3 separate regions of the Homo sapiens genome follow, and regions 2 and 3 are each linked to region 1. Evidence: chromatin contacts called from ENCODE Hi-C or POLR2A ChIA-PET data. All regions are on one chromosome and are shown on one strand. The core of a region is the stretch at or near the end of the contact, and the rest is flanking DNA. Distances in the headings are between cores, read along the strand shown.

Evidence for each region. A loop is a pair of places that touch in the nucleus more often than their neighbours do. ChIA-PET counts read pairs that join two places held with the same protein, here RNA polymerase II (POLR2A). Pooled maps may share reads with other maps.
Region 2: a map of B cell shows a loop between it and region 1 (6-fold over the local background). The contact joins two enhancer-like sites. A Hi-C loop is called at or near these places in 11 of 168 maps with a recorded cell type or tissue (B cell, CD14-positive monocyte, CD4-positive, alpha-beta T cell and 5 more), 19 of 37 single-sample maps with no recorded cell type and 18 of 50 pooled maps. POLR2A ChIA-PET finds 5 or more read pairs at or near these places in 18 of 52 experiments (A549, BJ, CD4-positive, alpha-beta T cell and 13 more).
Region 3: a loop to region 1 is called in a map of heart left ventricle, with 2.1 times the contacts of the local background. The contact joins two enhancer-like sites. A Hi-C loop is called at or near these places in 8 of 168 maps with a recorded cell type or tissue (CD14-positive monocyte, CD4-positive, alpha-beta T cell, CD4-positive, alpha-beta memory T cell and 4 more), 18 of 37 single-sample maps with no recorded cell type and 18 of 50 pooled maps. POLR2A ChIA-PET finds 5 or more read pairs at or near these places in 18 of 52 experiments (A549, B cell, BJ and 14 more).

Annotation. Positions count from the first base shown.
Region 1 is chr6:134,286,297-134,291,245 of GRCh38, reverse strand. The region is part of intron 1 of SGK1 (serum/glucocorticoid regulated kinase 1); the gene reads left to right. Among named protein-coding and RNA genes, the nearest start is that of SGK1, 29 kb to the left of the region's middle. Within about 2 kb of position 2,690, at least 8 of the 41 ENCODE cell types and tissues checked have a DNase peak (open chromatin) inside an H3K27ac peak, as active enhancers do; they include B cell, CD14-positive monocyte, GM12878 and 1 more, where a contact is called at or near this core.
Region 2 is chr6:134,233,216-134,238,164 of GRCh38, reverse strand. All of the region lies in intron 2 of SGK1 (serum/glucocorticoid regulated kinase 1), which reads left to right. Among named protein-coding and RNA genes, the nearest start is that of SGK1, 82 kb to the left of the region's middle. RefSeq lists enhancers at 1,685-1,734, 1,875-2,164, 2,205-2,364. Within about 2 kb of position 2,029, at least 8 of the 41 ENCODE cell types and tissues checked have a DNase peak (open chromatin) inside an H3K27ac peak, as active enhancers do; they include B cell, CD14-positive monocyte, GM12878 and 1 more, where a contact is called at or near this core.
Region 3 is chr6:134,251,604-134,256,552 of GRCh38, reverse strand. All of the region lies in intron 2 of SGK1 (serum/glucocorticoid regulated kinase 1), which reads left to right. Among named protein-coding and RNA genes, the nearest start is that of SGK1, 64 kb to the left of the region's middle. Within about 2 kb of position 2,637, at least 4 of the 41 ENCODE cell types and tissues checked have a DNase peak (open chromatin) inside an H3K27ac peak, as active enhancers do.

The sequences.
Region 1 (4,949 bases), core at 1,441-3,940:
TACAGTAAGGAGGCCTGATTGATTCTCCTCTGGACTCCTTCAGAGGGCTCCTAACAGGGCGCTTCACTGCCTACCTTTCACTCCAAATCATCCCACACGTGGCTGAGCTGCAGCTCAGTATCTAATATGCAAGTCCTATTAAGATGTAGATTAGAGGCATGGACCTGGTTTGCTCACTGAATTCATTGCAAACCCTTAATGTGGCACCCAAGGCCCTCAGCAACAAGCCCTCAAGCAACCTTTCCTGCCTTCTCATCATCTTCTTCCCTACCTGCCTCTCAAATCACTCATCCATTCACTTCAATATATTTTTTGAGGACTGAATATGTGCTGAGCCCTCTGCTAGGTGCTAGAAACAATGATGGGCCAAACCAGATAAGTTCCAGGCAGGGCCCTGCACATGTAAAGCCCTGGGTGGGAAGACATGAGTAGTTTATAGGAGGTGGCCCAGAGACTTCTGTGGCTCAAGCAGAGAGCCTGAAAATAGGGAATATGTTTGAACAGCAAAGTAGAAAATAAACTAGCTAGGACTTCGCAGGCCTCCTTAAGAAGTTCTGTCATTATCTGAGGCACAATGAGAAGCTCCATGTATTGAACAGAGCTGCAGCGCCCTGCCATTTTCCTCCCCTAAGTTATTGCTTCTACGGGTCCTTCACTGTGAACTACACTCTTCATTTTTTCTGTCTCTGCTTGCTCAACTCACAACCATTATTTGGAACATTAATTTCAAGTGCCATCTCTTCCATGGAAAATGTCCTCCTCATCCCAAACCAAATGGAGCTTGTATTGCTGTCATTTGTCTTTGTTTTTTTTTTTTGACAGAAAATCACAGATTTATTGAAACAAAAGTACACTCCACAGAGTGGGAGTAGGCTCCAACAAGTCTTTTTCTTTTCTTTTCTTTTCTTTTCTTTTTTTTTTAGAGGCAGGGTCTTGCTGTGTCACTCAGGCTGGAGTGTAGTGGCAAGATCATAGCTCAGTGCAGCCTCGAACTCCTGCGCTCAAACAATCCTCCCACCTCAGCCTCCTGAGTAGCTAGGACTACAGATGTATGCCAACATGCATAGCTAATTTTTTTTTTTTTTTTTTTTTTTTGAGAAGGAGCTTTGCTCTTGTTGCCCAGGCTGGAGTGCAATGGCGTGGTCTCGGCTCACTGTAACCTCCCCCTCACGGGTTCAAACAATCCTCCTGCCTCAGCCTCCTGAGTAGTGGGATTACAAGTGCCTGCCACCACGCCCAGCTAATTTTTGTATTTTTTTAGTAGAGATGGGGTTTCACCATGTTGGTAAGGCTGGTCTTGAACTCTTGATCTCATGTGATCCACCCGCCTCAGCCTCCCAAAGTGCTGGGATTACAAGCATGAACCACTGCACCAGGCCACATAGCTACTTTTTTATTTTTTGTAGAGACAGAGGTCTCACTGTGTCGCCCAGGCTGGTCTTGAACTCCTGTGCTCAAGTGATCCGCTCGCCTCAGCCTCTGTATGTCTTTTTCTCTGCTACATATGAGACCTATAGGGTCTGATGTGGTAGCCACCAGCTACATGTGACTATTGAGCACCTGAATTGTGGCTAGTCTGAATCGAGATGTACTTTAGATGTAAAATACATACCAGATTTTAAACACAGTATGGAAAAAAAAAGAGAATATAAAATATTTCATTAATAATTTTATATTAAGTACAATTTAGAATGATAATGTTGGGGGTACATTGAGTTAAATAAAGTATATGTTTGAAATTAATTTCATGTTTCTTTTTACTTCACTTAATGTGTCCATTAGAACATTTACATTGTGTCTGTGGTTTATATTCTATTCCTATTGGACTGCACTCCTCTAGACTATACACTTCCTGAGTAGTAAAGGCTTATCCAATTATTCATCTGTTTATCCCCCAGGGAACACTAGCTTGTTCATAGTGGAAGAATCAATGAATATTGTTTAAATTCATTGCCAATTAAAAGAAATACTTTGCAATTTTAGTACACTACCTCCTTTCCACCTGAAATGTGCAGCCGAACTCCACAGTGAAAATGGGTAGACAAGGGAGACAGAGTTTTTTCCAGCCCCTATGAAGGCTAAAGGTATGGAACATGTGGTGTGGTCATGGAGGACACAGCAAGCCAAGACTGCTGATTCAGACAGGTTTCTCTATTTCCAAAACAAGAACTTTTATTGCAGAGTATGGAGGGAGCATTAGGACAGGAGGATCTTTGTGGTTTCTCACTGTATCTGTGGAAAAAATCTGAGGTTAAGGTTTAAATTAAACTGACATTTAAAAGAGCCTTTGTAGGCTCTTACTATGTGTATGTTAGCATCTGTTGCTATAGCTAAACTGACACTGATTATTATGAATGATGCTTTATGAGTGATGGAATAAAAATGTGGTTTCCTGCTTATGGACATTTCCTGGTGTTGGTTTCATCCTCTTTAATGATGAGATCAAGACCAGGGAAAATTACTAAGAGTATAGAAAACGTATCACAAAGAAAATATTATTAGGATACCAAGCATTTCTGAGATGGAAAAAAAAGTATTTAGAACTTCCGAATACCGCCTCTGTAATTTTATGAATTGTTTTGTTTCTGCTGGCTTCTGGTTTTGCAATCAGTTCTCCTTATGATTCACAGAGGCTCCCTCATGACTACCTTCACATGTGTTCCCCTTTTTGTTCAGAGACCTCTGAGGATGAACCAATGTATTTCTCATCATAAAATGGTTGAAGACATCTCTTTGCCCATTAGAAAGCCTAATTTCAAGGATTTTATGTTTTACCCTTGGAAAAGATGTTTAGTTTTAAACAGGCTTTTTCTCCAGGCGTATTTTCTACTGATCTCACAAAAGAGCTTCTGCTTCAACCAGACCTGTCTCCTCACTGTTCCTTGAAATGCCACTAGTTCTCTGTGTTTATTGCAACCTCTATCCTGCTACTGACCAAGGGTTCTCTCTGAATGTTTTACATTCAGACTCCACTTAAAAACTTGTCAGATTGCTACTGAAGTTTAAGTATGGAAAGAATTCTTGTAGTAGCCCTTCCCATAGGGCAATATCTCTTTTTACCATAACCAAGTTGCTCCTGTTTTAGCTTAGGCTAAACTTAATTTGCCTTCATTTTCCCCAGCTGTAAGAAGGGTCTTGGTAAACACTAACCTTCCGGTCTGAGTCATGTTTAGCCCTCATGATCTGAAGACATCCCAAGAGATCTCTTGTCTTAGTTTATGTTCCTTATCATTTTATCTATTAGAGTCACATCTTAGGTTAGGTAAGGAGATGGCATCTTTGTGTAAGACAAAATAACAAACATGAAAAGCTATGTTTACTCATTTCTGCTTGCCAACAAAGTAACTTCACAAAGCTCCTGACTCTGTGACAACATACAGCTCTCCAAAAGATACTTTAACAACAAAACAAAATAGAGCACAGGGTCCCCTATGTCTCTTGCATAGTACAAAATTACTTTCCATAAAAAAACTCTAATACATGTAAATACAAAAACACACAATTCATCTTAAAATGTACAAATTGATATTCTAACTTTATTAAGTCATTATCACATTTTCCAATCTACAACTCACTTTAATACTATTAAATATATACTATTATACACAACCTATACTATCCTTATAGTAGTCTTATTAAAATATTATATTAAATATAAAAAACCAAATCACAGTAAATAAAAAATAAATACAATCCAAAACGTATTTTCCAATAAATAGACAAATATACACACTAGGCCCAATACTCATTCCTTACTCCTACAACTCAAAATTACCAATCTTCCTTAAAAAAAAAAAAAAAGCCTTCTTATCTATATAAACAATCATTAATCTTATAAATACAACCAGACAATTAATTTATAACAAAAAAATTTATAGGACAAAATAACAAACATAAAAAAATTATATTTATTCATTTCTACTTGCCAACATAATTTTACAAAACTCCTGACTCTATAACATATAATTCTCCAAGGCTGGGAGTGGTGGCTCATGCCTGTAATCCCAGCTATCTGGGAGCCCGAGGCAGGTGGATCATTTGAGGTCACAAATTTGAGACCAGTCTGGCCAACATGGTGAAACCCCATCTCTACCAAAAACACAAAAATTAGCTGGGCATGGTGACATGTGCCTGAAGTCCCAGCTACTTGGGAGGCTGAGGCTAGAAAATTGCTTGAACCCAGAAGGTGGGGGTAGCAGTGAGCCAAGATGGTACCACTGTGACACTCCGTCTCAAAAAACAAAACAAAAAAAGACTTCTCCAAGAAAATACTGTAGAGACAAAACAAAATAAGACATACAACTCCCAAATGCCCCCAACCTCTCTTTACCTAAATCACTATATTCCTTAAAAAATAAAAAGCCCTAGTCCTTGTCTTTTTCTACACACAAAATAATGTCTAACAAAATTAATAATTATACTTCTATAACCTATAACCAGATAACTAAATATACTCTTTTTTAAAAATTTGTGTTTTTAGGCCAGGCACAGTGGCTCACGCCTGTAATCTCAGCACTTTGGGAGGCTGAGGCGGGCGGATCACAAGGTCAGGAGATTGAGACCATCCTGGCTAACACGGGGAAGCCCCGTCTCTACTAAAAAATACAAAAAAATTAGCCGGGCATCGTGTCCCAGCCTGTAGTCCCAGCTAATCTGGAGGCTGAGGCAGGAGAATGGCTTGAACCCGGGAGGCGGAGCTTGCAGTGAGCCGAGATCGCGCCACTGCACTCAGCGAGACTCCGTCTCAAAAAAAAAAAAAAAAAAAAATATTGTATTTTGTTTTTAGACAAGGTCTTGCTCTGTGCTCTGTCACCCACGCTGGAGTGCAGTGGCAATCACGGCTTACTGCAGCCTTAATCTCCCAGGCTCAGGAGGTCCTCCTACCTCAGCCTCCCAAGCAGTTGGGACTACAGGTGTGCACCACCATGCCCAGCTAATTATTTTATTTT
Region 2 (4,949 bases), core at 780-3,279, 52 kb after region 1:
TTCTGATGCAAAAGGTGGGAAAATGGAAGAAAAGATTATCTTTCCAGCTGGAAGTCAATCTTTTCCCAGAGATACAGATAATCTCTTTTAAAAATTTCTGAACTCTGGAACAATTATACTCTAAAAAAAGAATTATTAAGTCATACAAACTGAGGGAATCATAATATTGGGGAATAAGATGTTTTTTACACACTTTTTCTGGTATAAAATTTTGTGACTCATATGAATTATTTAGAGTATATTATTCTCAAGGACAAGTTTATTCTAATTTAAATCCTATGGGCTTGCAAATAAATAACTTACTTGTTCTCTTCAGTATACTATTGCTTGAGAGAAGAGAATATTTTGGTGGAAAGCTATTTCAGTGAAGCCAGACTATGCAATAGGACGGAAAAAACAAAGCTACAAAAGAAAAGCACTTTCCTAAAAAACTGTATGTAACTGAAATTGAGTTTATTTTATGAAAATATTATTTATTTATTAGTTTTTCAGACAGAGCCTCACTGTCACTCAGGCTGGAGTGCAGTGGCACGATCTTGGCTCACTGCAACCTCTGCCTTCCCGGGTTCAAGCGATTCTCCTCCCTCTGCCTCCTGAGTAGCTGGGATCACAGGCGCATGCCACCACGCCTGGCTAATTTTTTGTATTTTTCATAAAGATGGGGTTTCACCATGTTGGCCAGGCTGGTCTCAAACTCCTGACCTCAAGTGATCTGCCTGCCTTGGCCTCCCAAAGTGCTGGGATTACAGGCATGAGCCACTGTGTCCAGCGTTATTTTATGAAAATAAACCAGTGAAAATTAATTTCAGGCCAGGCACAGTGGCTCATGACTGTAATCTTAGCACGTTGGGAGGCCAGAGTGGGTAGATCACCTGGGCTCAGGAGTTTGAGACCAGCCTGGGCAACATGGTGAAATCCTGTCTCTACCAAAAATGCAAAAAAATTAGCCGGGCATGGTGGCATGTGCCAGCAGTCCTAGCTGTTTGGGAGGCTAAGGTAGGAGGATCGCTTGAGCCCCAGAGGCAGAGGTTGCAGTGAGCTGAGATCGCGCCACTGCATTCCAAACTGGGTGACGGAGTGAGACCCCATCTCAAAAAAAAAAAAAAGAAAAAGAAAAAGAAAATTAATTTCAAAAGTGGAATGTATTCACCCAACAATGTGTTCATTTATAAATAATACAGCAGCAACCTTGGGGATGATTGTTGTGGATGTTTTGATGTTTGGATATAATGTTAGTGGGAGACACAGGAAAATTTAAAATAGCAGTGATGGCTTCTATCTGAATCCCATTAACACTTGCGAGTTCATAGCCTCTTGATTTTTTGAGAAGGGGAGAATTGGAGCTCAACAGGTAGCAAACCATTTCATTCTGCAATTAGTCTGTCTAAAGAAAAAGGCTTTAACATTCAATGCTAGAATAAGGCTATTTTAGACATTTGAATTGCTGGCAAGACACCCCAAATTAGTCATCCCTTAATGGTTGTGTGTGGGTCTGTGTGTGTGTGTGTTTAAAATTCATTATTTACTTATTTATTTTTGAGATAGAGTCTCGGTCTGTCATCCAGGCTGGAGTGCAGTGGGGAGATTGTTGTTCTTTGCAGCCTCAACCTCAAAGACTCAGGTGATCCTCCCATCTCAGCCTCCCAAGTAGCTGGGGCTACAGGCACGTGTCACCATGCCCAGCTAATTTTTGTATTTTTTGTAGAGACGGAGTTTCGCCATCTTGCCCAGGCTGGTCTTGAACTCCTGGGCTCAAGCAATTCGCCCACCTCAGCTTCCCAAAAGTGCTTACAGGCGTGATCTACCAGCCTCCCTTAATGTTTTTTAAAACCACTTATTTAGGGCTATTGGTGAAAACAACAAATGAAGCATAGAGGCAATTACAGGAAGAGAAAGTACCCAATATTATGTAAAATGTGTTAGTACTGAGTCATATGTAAATTTGTGTTTAACTTCCTCACTCTTAAATTCTAGTTCCTGGAATCCCCCTCCTTCATAACTGACTCACAGTCTATTTTGGGACAAACCTGCCAATACTACAATCCCTTTACTGTACATTAAAATATATACAGAAAAGTCAAGAACTAATAGAATCATCAAACAATACCAACTAAGGGACCTCACCCACCTGTGAGGATGGAGCATGTGGCCTCAAAATCAGGGCTGACCTAAACTCTCCATGGTTGGAGTCACGTTTCCTAAGGCTGTGTTTGAAAAAAAAAATTAGTTAATTAGAAATACCTTGTTCACAGTTTAATGCTTGATCTTGTTCCTTATCTAAAATATCTATGGCCAGGTGCGGCGGCTCACACCTATAATCCCAGCACTTTGGGAGACCGAGGAGAGAGGATCACCTGAGGTCAGGAGTTTGAGACCAGCCTGGCCAAAATGGTGAAACCCCTTCTCTACCAAAAATACAAAAAAAATTAGCCAGGCATGGTGGTGCATGCCTGTAGTCCCAGCTACTCGAGAGGCTGAGGCAGGAGAATCACTTGAACCCTGGAGGTGGAGGTTGCAGTGAGCCGAGCTCGTGCCATTGCCCTGCAGCCTGGGCAACAGGAGGGAAACTGTCTCAAAAATAAATAAATAAATAAATAAATAAATAAATAAATAAATAAATAAAAATATCTATTTTTTCCACTTCCTCCTTGTCAAAACTTCTCTAAATTTTTAATAATAAATTTTATTATTTTAAAGTAATCTCATTATTTTTTTCTAAACAGGGTTTGAAGTTACATTTTCATCTTGATTCTAGTTGCTTCCTCCCCCCGCTTTCTTTACTATGTTCCAGTAATTTGATTTCAGAGTTGGCATTAACTCCCTGAATTCAGGAAGATATTCCCCAAGGACCTGAATCTTAGCCCTGGAAGCGATGTGAAAGCTTACATAGCACATCTCTCACCTTCAGTCAGAGCCATACAAAGAAGCTGCTATCTTATTATTCATGGCTTTAGAAAAGACTGCTCAACCTCCACCTGCATCTTATTTTGACATTTAGTTAGCTTTACTGTGTCGAACAAAGCCATTATGCTACACACCAAGCCTGTTTCCCTTGTTTTATACTCAGCGATGATAACCAACCCTGTCTGTATATAAAGCTCTCTATAAATTCATAGACTGTCTTCTTCAATTGTCATTTGGTCTTCTCTTCAAGAAAATTAATTATGTCTTGTTTGCCTCTCCTCATTGGTCTTTTTTTCCAATACTTGACTCATTTTGCCATCCTTGGAGCTGTCTTCTAAATAATTTCCAAGTTTTCCAATTAGTCTTATTTATTTATCTATTTATAAGATGGAGTTTCACTCTTGTTGCCCAGAATGGAGTGCAATGGCGCAATCTCAACTCACTGCAACCTCCACCTCCCAGGTTCAAGCCATTCTCCTGCCTCAGCCTCCTGAGTAGCTGGGATTACAGGCATGCATCACCACACCTGGCTAATTTTGTATTTTTAGTGGAGATGGGGTTTCACCATGTTGGCCAGACTGGTCTCAAACTCTTGACCTCAGGTGATCCACCCGCCCCGGCCTCCCAAATACTGGGATTACAGGCATGAGCCACCACACCCGGCCCTCCAATTAGTCTTTAAACGTGAATTCCAGAAGTTCACATTTCTGAGCACCATTAATTTGAGATCACTTAACAGCTCCTTCACATCATACTCTCATTACACTTACTATTTTTAAGTTGGTCTTTTTGTCTCTCCTTCTAGTTACAAGCTAGAAATGTATTGGTTTTTTATTTGTATTTTATTTTCTCTTTTTTGAAATAGAGCCTTGCTCTCTTGCCCAGGCTGGAGTGCAGTGGCACGATCTTGGCTCACTGCAGCCTCTGTCTCTGGGGTTCAAGCGATTCTCCTGCCTCAGCCTCCTGAGTAGTTGGGATTACAGGCACATGCCACCACACCAGGCTAATTTTTTGTATTTTTAGTAGAGATGGGGTTTCACCATGTTGGCCAGGCTAATCTTGAACTTCTGATCACTCAGGTGATCTGCCTGCCTCGGCCTCCTAGAGTGATGGAATCACAGGCGTGAGCCACCACTCTTGGCCAGAAATACATTGGTTTTTTAAAATGTTCTATTATTAAAACAATTTTTTCTTGCTTAAATTTGGACTTGTTTTGAATACAACTGCTTGGTTTCAGAAAAGGGTGTCTATAAAGAATAAAGGTTATTTTACTATGACACTGATGTATTTCTCTAAATTCAAAGATGAATTTCTAGAAATTTATAACTACAACTAAAATAGGTTTTTGTTCCTCTATTTAATATTTTTTTCTAATATTTTTCCTCTGTTTAATCTTGGATGGATTTTCCAGTTCTGTGTTTTTCCAGCAAATTTCTGGCCAAAAAAAAAAAGAATCAGAATCTAGTAGAATAACCATGCCAATTTAGTTTGGCATCAGTGTGATTAGGAATAAATTTAGAGTCTTTAGGAATGTTTTGGCCTATTTCTGCATGAATTATATTTAAATCCCATATTTATTGCTTTTTTCTTCTTTTTCTTTTTGGAAAGCAGGGTGAAAATGATTACAACATATGCAAGTATGCAATTTCGAGTTCGTTAATACCTCTATGAGGGTTCAGGCCTTCAAAATGGTAGCTGAAGATAACCGTGTCTGGCATATTCAGTATTGGTCTTTGACAAGTTCAACATAGTGCTGCCCTGGCATGTGGATTTTCATTTACTTTGGGAGAAAGTTATTGGGGAAACTAGTCAATAGAAATAATGATTGATGCTCATGGGACCTAAAGGAGAATCCTCAGAAGGGAACTTTGACACTACCTGTTCCTCTTTACCCAGTGACGCAACATGAACCATCTCTTGAACTAGTATGAGAGAGCTTTATTTTTGCAAAAGTCCAGAGAAACTCTACCAGAACACCAAATTAGAATTGAAGACTATAAGTGGGATACAAATGCATTCAAGTTCATCAATAGTTTTACACTGAA
Region 3 (4,949 bases), core at 1,388-3,887, 35 kb after region 1:
CGGCACCTTTAGTATCTAGATCAACCAAGCTGGAAGGAAAGGAAAGTTTTGAAGTGGAGGTGGAGAAGGAAATCTGGTGTTAAGGAAAACATAGGATCGTATCAAGATGGCAGCCTGACCATGTAATGTCATCTCTACTTTCTGCCTTAAATGACACACACACACATACACACACACACACAGACACACACACACTTTAGCTTATAATTGTGCTAGAAGACAAAGTATACCATTGTGTAGATAAGGGATAATTAAGTATCTCTGAAAAAGAGAAGGCAGGTAGGATGATAAGTTTGATGTGGAAACCATAGTCCAAAATGATCACAGCAAAAGCTGGGGACATTGTAAACTATGTTTGTAAAAGGATCTGGCAATTTGGAAAATAATAATGTTCCAGATAAAGTCTAATACAAGGAAAGTAGTTTTAGCAATATAAATATCGACAAAATACAAAAAAAAAAAAAGGAAAAAGGACCAAAGAGGAATATTTCATGTTGAAGAAAAATATCTACCAAGAAGATAAAACATTCACAAATCTTCATGCACTTAACATAACATGGAAATATTTAAAGAAATAACTAACAAATAGAAAGAAAAATGGGCAAATTCTGTCAGAGAGGGACATTTTTCTCATACTTCCTAGTAATAGCCAACTCAAGAAGACTGAAGGCAGGGCACAGTGGCTCACGCCTGTAATCCCAGCACTTTTGGAGGTCGAGGAGGGCAGATCACCTGAGGTCAGGAGTTCAAGACCAGCCCGGTCAACATGGTGAAACCCTGTCTCTACTAAAAATACAAAAATTAGCCAGGTGTGGTGGCGGGCGCCTGTAATCCCAGCTACTTGGAAGACTGAGGCAGGAGAATCGCTTGAACCTGGGAGGTGGTGGAGGTTGTAGTGACCCAGGATCATGCCATTGTACTCCAGCCTAGGTGACAAGAGCGAGGCTCCATCTCAAAAAAAAAAAAAAAAAAAAAAAATCAAAATCTCTTGCCTTTGTTTGTTTTTGAGACAGAGTCTCACTCTGTCACCCAGGCTAGAGTGCAGTGACGTGATGTTGGCTCACTGCAACTTGAACTCCTGGCCTCAAGTGATCCACCCACCTCAGCCTCCCAAAGTGCTGGGATTATAGGCATGAACCACTGAGCCCAGCTGGGAATCTCTTACCTTTTAATTTAGCAAATCCATGTCTCCACATCTACCCCAGATAATTACTTGCTTATGTGATAACTGAGATAGGTACAGTAATATCCATTGCAATGTTGGAAATGGTGAAAAAATGGAAACATCAGGAGATAACAAAATTATAAACTTGTAGAGCATTATTAATTATGACATATCCATACCATAGAACACTATACAGTGATTAAAAACAAAGAGATTTGTAGCCGGGCACGGTGGCTCACGCCTGTAATCCCAGCACTTTGGGAGGCCGAGGCAGGTGGATCACCTAAGGTCAGAGTTTGAGACCAGCCTGGCCAACATGGTGAAACCCTGTCTCTACTAAAAATACAAAAAATTAGCCAGGCGTGGTGGCGCATGCCTGCAATCTCAGCTACTCGGGAGGTTGAGGCTGGAGAATTGCTTGAACCCGGGAGGCGGAGGTTGCAGTGAGCCGAGATGGCGCCACTGCACTCTAACCTGGGCAACAAGAGCAAAACTCTGTCTCAAAAAAGAAAAAAAAAATGAGATTTGTATATATTGACATATCCCATGGTATATTATGCTAGAAAAGCAAGTTGAAGATGAACATGTATATACCATTATCACATTTTTTAAACTTTGTATTTCTTTCTTCTTGTCTGTATATATGTGTGTTTATCTATGAGTGTGAGTATATATGTGTGGGTAAATGTAAATTAAAAGACGTGGAAGTATGTATATCAAATGACAATGGTGATTACCACCTTCCAGGGATTAGAACTGGCCAGTGATTAGGTGGAGGAGATGAGTCAAGGAGGACATTAGCTTTCTTTATATCGTTTAAATGTTTCAATCCCATATTAATCTATTACTTGTGCGTTTGGGGAAAACACCATACTCACCAGGAGCCTCACTCGTAGAAAGTGAACAGGTACAACTCCACCCTATTGATAGGAAGCCAGGCAGCATCACAAATATGATTTTGCACCATGAGACCATTCCATTGCTACAAATAAAGGCACTTGGAGGAAAATGGAAAACACAATATTTATGCTCCCACAGCACTTTGTACTTCTGCCTGTCAATCAGTTTGCTCTGCCCTGTGTGATATGTGTGTGCGTGTCCATGTATTCTCTAAGCTCCTTGCAGTTGTGAATCGAATGTGTTCATTTTCTTATCTCCTCCCGGGACCTTGCATACATGTGCTAAAGTTAGTGTGCTCTTTTTTCTTTTTGCCTTTATTAGCTAAAATTGATACTTTGTTGATGCATTTTTTTTTTTTTGAAAAAAAAAAAAAGGAGAGACTAGGACAGAAAAGGAGAGACTAGGACAGAAAACTCTGTAGCCCATGCTGGCTGTAAATCACGCACATTCCAGAGGCGCTGCATGCCAGGGACTGATTCTCATTAAGTTTGCCCTCTCATATGGGATACATTTGGCTGAGCAAGGATTTCCTCAGAGTCCGCTGTCCGTCTTTCAATTGAAGGCAGCTTGAAAGGTGCTTAGTCAGCGACCAAATGCTGAAGCCAAGGCACTGTGTGCTGTTTTAAAGGCCTAGTGAAGCCAGAGTCCTCTGGAAGGATCCATGCGATTTGAAGTTATTAGCCACGGTGCTGCAAACAGAAGAATTAACACTGAGTTGTTGACATAATTAAATATAAGGTTACTGCCTCTTCTTCCTCCTTTACAAAGGAGGAAGACAATAAATTACAAAGACAATAATAGAGGGGCACTGTAGAAAAAAATTTTTTATTTTTTTGAGACAAGGTCTCACTCTGTTGCCCAGGCTGGAGTGCAGTGGCACAATCAGGGCTCACTGCAGCCTCGATTTCCTGGGCTCAAGCAATCCTCAGCCCTCCAAGTAGCTGGGACTACAGGCTTTCACCACCATGCCCAGCTAATTGTTTTTTTTCTTTTTTAAATTTTAGTAGAGACAAGGTCTCGCTGTTGCTCAGTCTGGTTTCGAACTCCTGAGCTCAGCTGGGCGCGGTGGCTCATGTCTGTAATCCCAGCTCTCAGGGAGGCAAGAGGCGAGACGATAGCTTGAGCCCAGGAGTTCGAGACCTGCCTGGGCAATATAGCGAGACCCCGTTCTCCACAAAAAGAAAAAAAAAAAAAGAAAAACAAAAGACGAACTCCTGAGCTCAAGTGATGCTCTGCTTCAGCCTAGAAAGCACTTTTAATTAAGCTGGCTTCATACAATTCTGGGATGGATTCTGACCCATGTCTCTTGTTCAGCATTTCAAATGTCTTACTCCATCTGTTAGGCTCAAGAAGGTGTGTTGTTACTTTTATATTTCTTCTCAAAATTGTTGAGCTGTCCCTTTGAAGCCCAGAAGGCTTGGAAGTAAAATGATCAGCTAGGAATAGTTTCCATACTGACATACTTTTATATTGTCTTGAGTTTTTCTGATCTTTCTTAAAAAGATGCTATAAAAAATATACTTAAATCAGCCAGATGGCTTTATAGATTTCTGGTTTCTTTTAATTTATATCAAAAAAAATTTTATATAGGCTTATGGGGATTAAAATAACAGTACTTCAAATTGCTCATTTCTCCCAGTTTTTTGCTCTTGGCATGATGTATTATGGTCTCTGGAGAGAGGTGTCTGGTGATTCCTAAGCTTATCACCCACAATAGTCCTTATTTTTCACTAAATTTTCAACCATGTTATCCTTGAGAAAGCACGTAAAACAAATGATCAGACTAAATAAACTTAGATGAATTATTTCTATGTAGATTTAAATTACCTTACAATCCTGTCTGCGGCTTTTTTTTTTTTTTTTTTTTTTTTGAGGTGGAATCTCACTCTGTTGCCCAGGCTGGAGAGCAGTGGCGCAATCAATTTTTTTTTAAATCTGAGTCTCGGTTGTTAAATTTACAAAAATGAACCAGATTTGTTTCTTGTGCTAACAGAGAGAGAATGTCTACGTTAGCTGAAAGCTAAAATCAGCACACTCTCCCAAAAAGATCCTGATCAAGCCCTTGTTCCCAAGAGAAGAATTTCATGTGAAAGAGTTCGATTATAACTGGCTTACTGTCTGTGCAACGCGCACATTGTGTGAGCAGCCAGAGAGCCTGATAACCAGGAAGCTAAATCCTTCTCCTCCAGGAGTACTTCCATGTTTCCAATCCTGTTTCCTGGGGCTCCTAGAGCCAGGAGGTCACCCCTGTTCGAGTCACTGCTGACCTCTCTTCCAGGGGTGAGGATCAAGAATCTAAAGATTTATATCTCAGGATTTAGAGTGTGGAAAGAGATAGCATGGACTCCCTTTCTCTTCTCTAAGAATCAACCAAACAATAGCTTTACCTATCACGAAGTACATAGTTCTGCTGTATTTAGAAACATAATTTAGCTGGGCATGGTGGCTCACGCCTGTTATCGCAACACTTTGGGAGACAGAGGTGGGAGGATCGCTTGAGCCCAGAAGTTCAAGACCAGCCTGGGTCACGTAGAAAGACTCCCATCACTACAGAAAATTTTAAAAATTAGCCAGGCGTGATGGCACCCACCTGTAGTCCCAGCTACTCGGGAGGCTGAGATGGAAGGATTGCTTGAGCCTGGGAGATTGAGGATGCAGTGAACAATGATTGCACCACTGCACTCCAGCCTGGGTGACAGAGTAAAACCTCATCTCTAAATAAATAAATTTTAAACAGAGAGACACAATTCAAGTCACAAAAATTAAGTTTCAGGGTCAGGACTTGTGGGTAAAGCAAGTTTCTGGCTGCACTCGTAGCTCACTTGATTTTTATTTCATAAGCTCTCCAGGGAATCATAGCCCACCAGTGTGCCGCGTTCCCAGT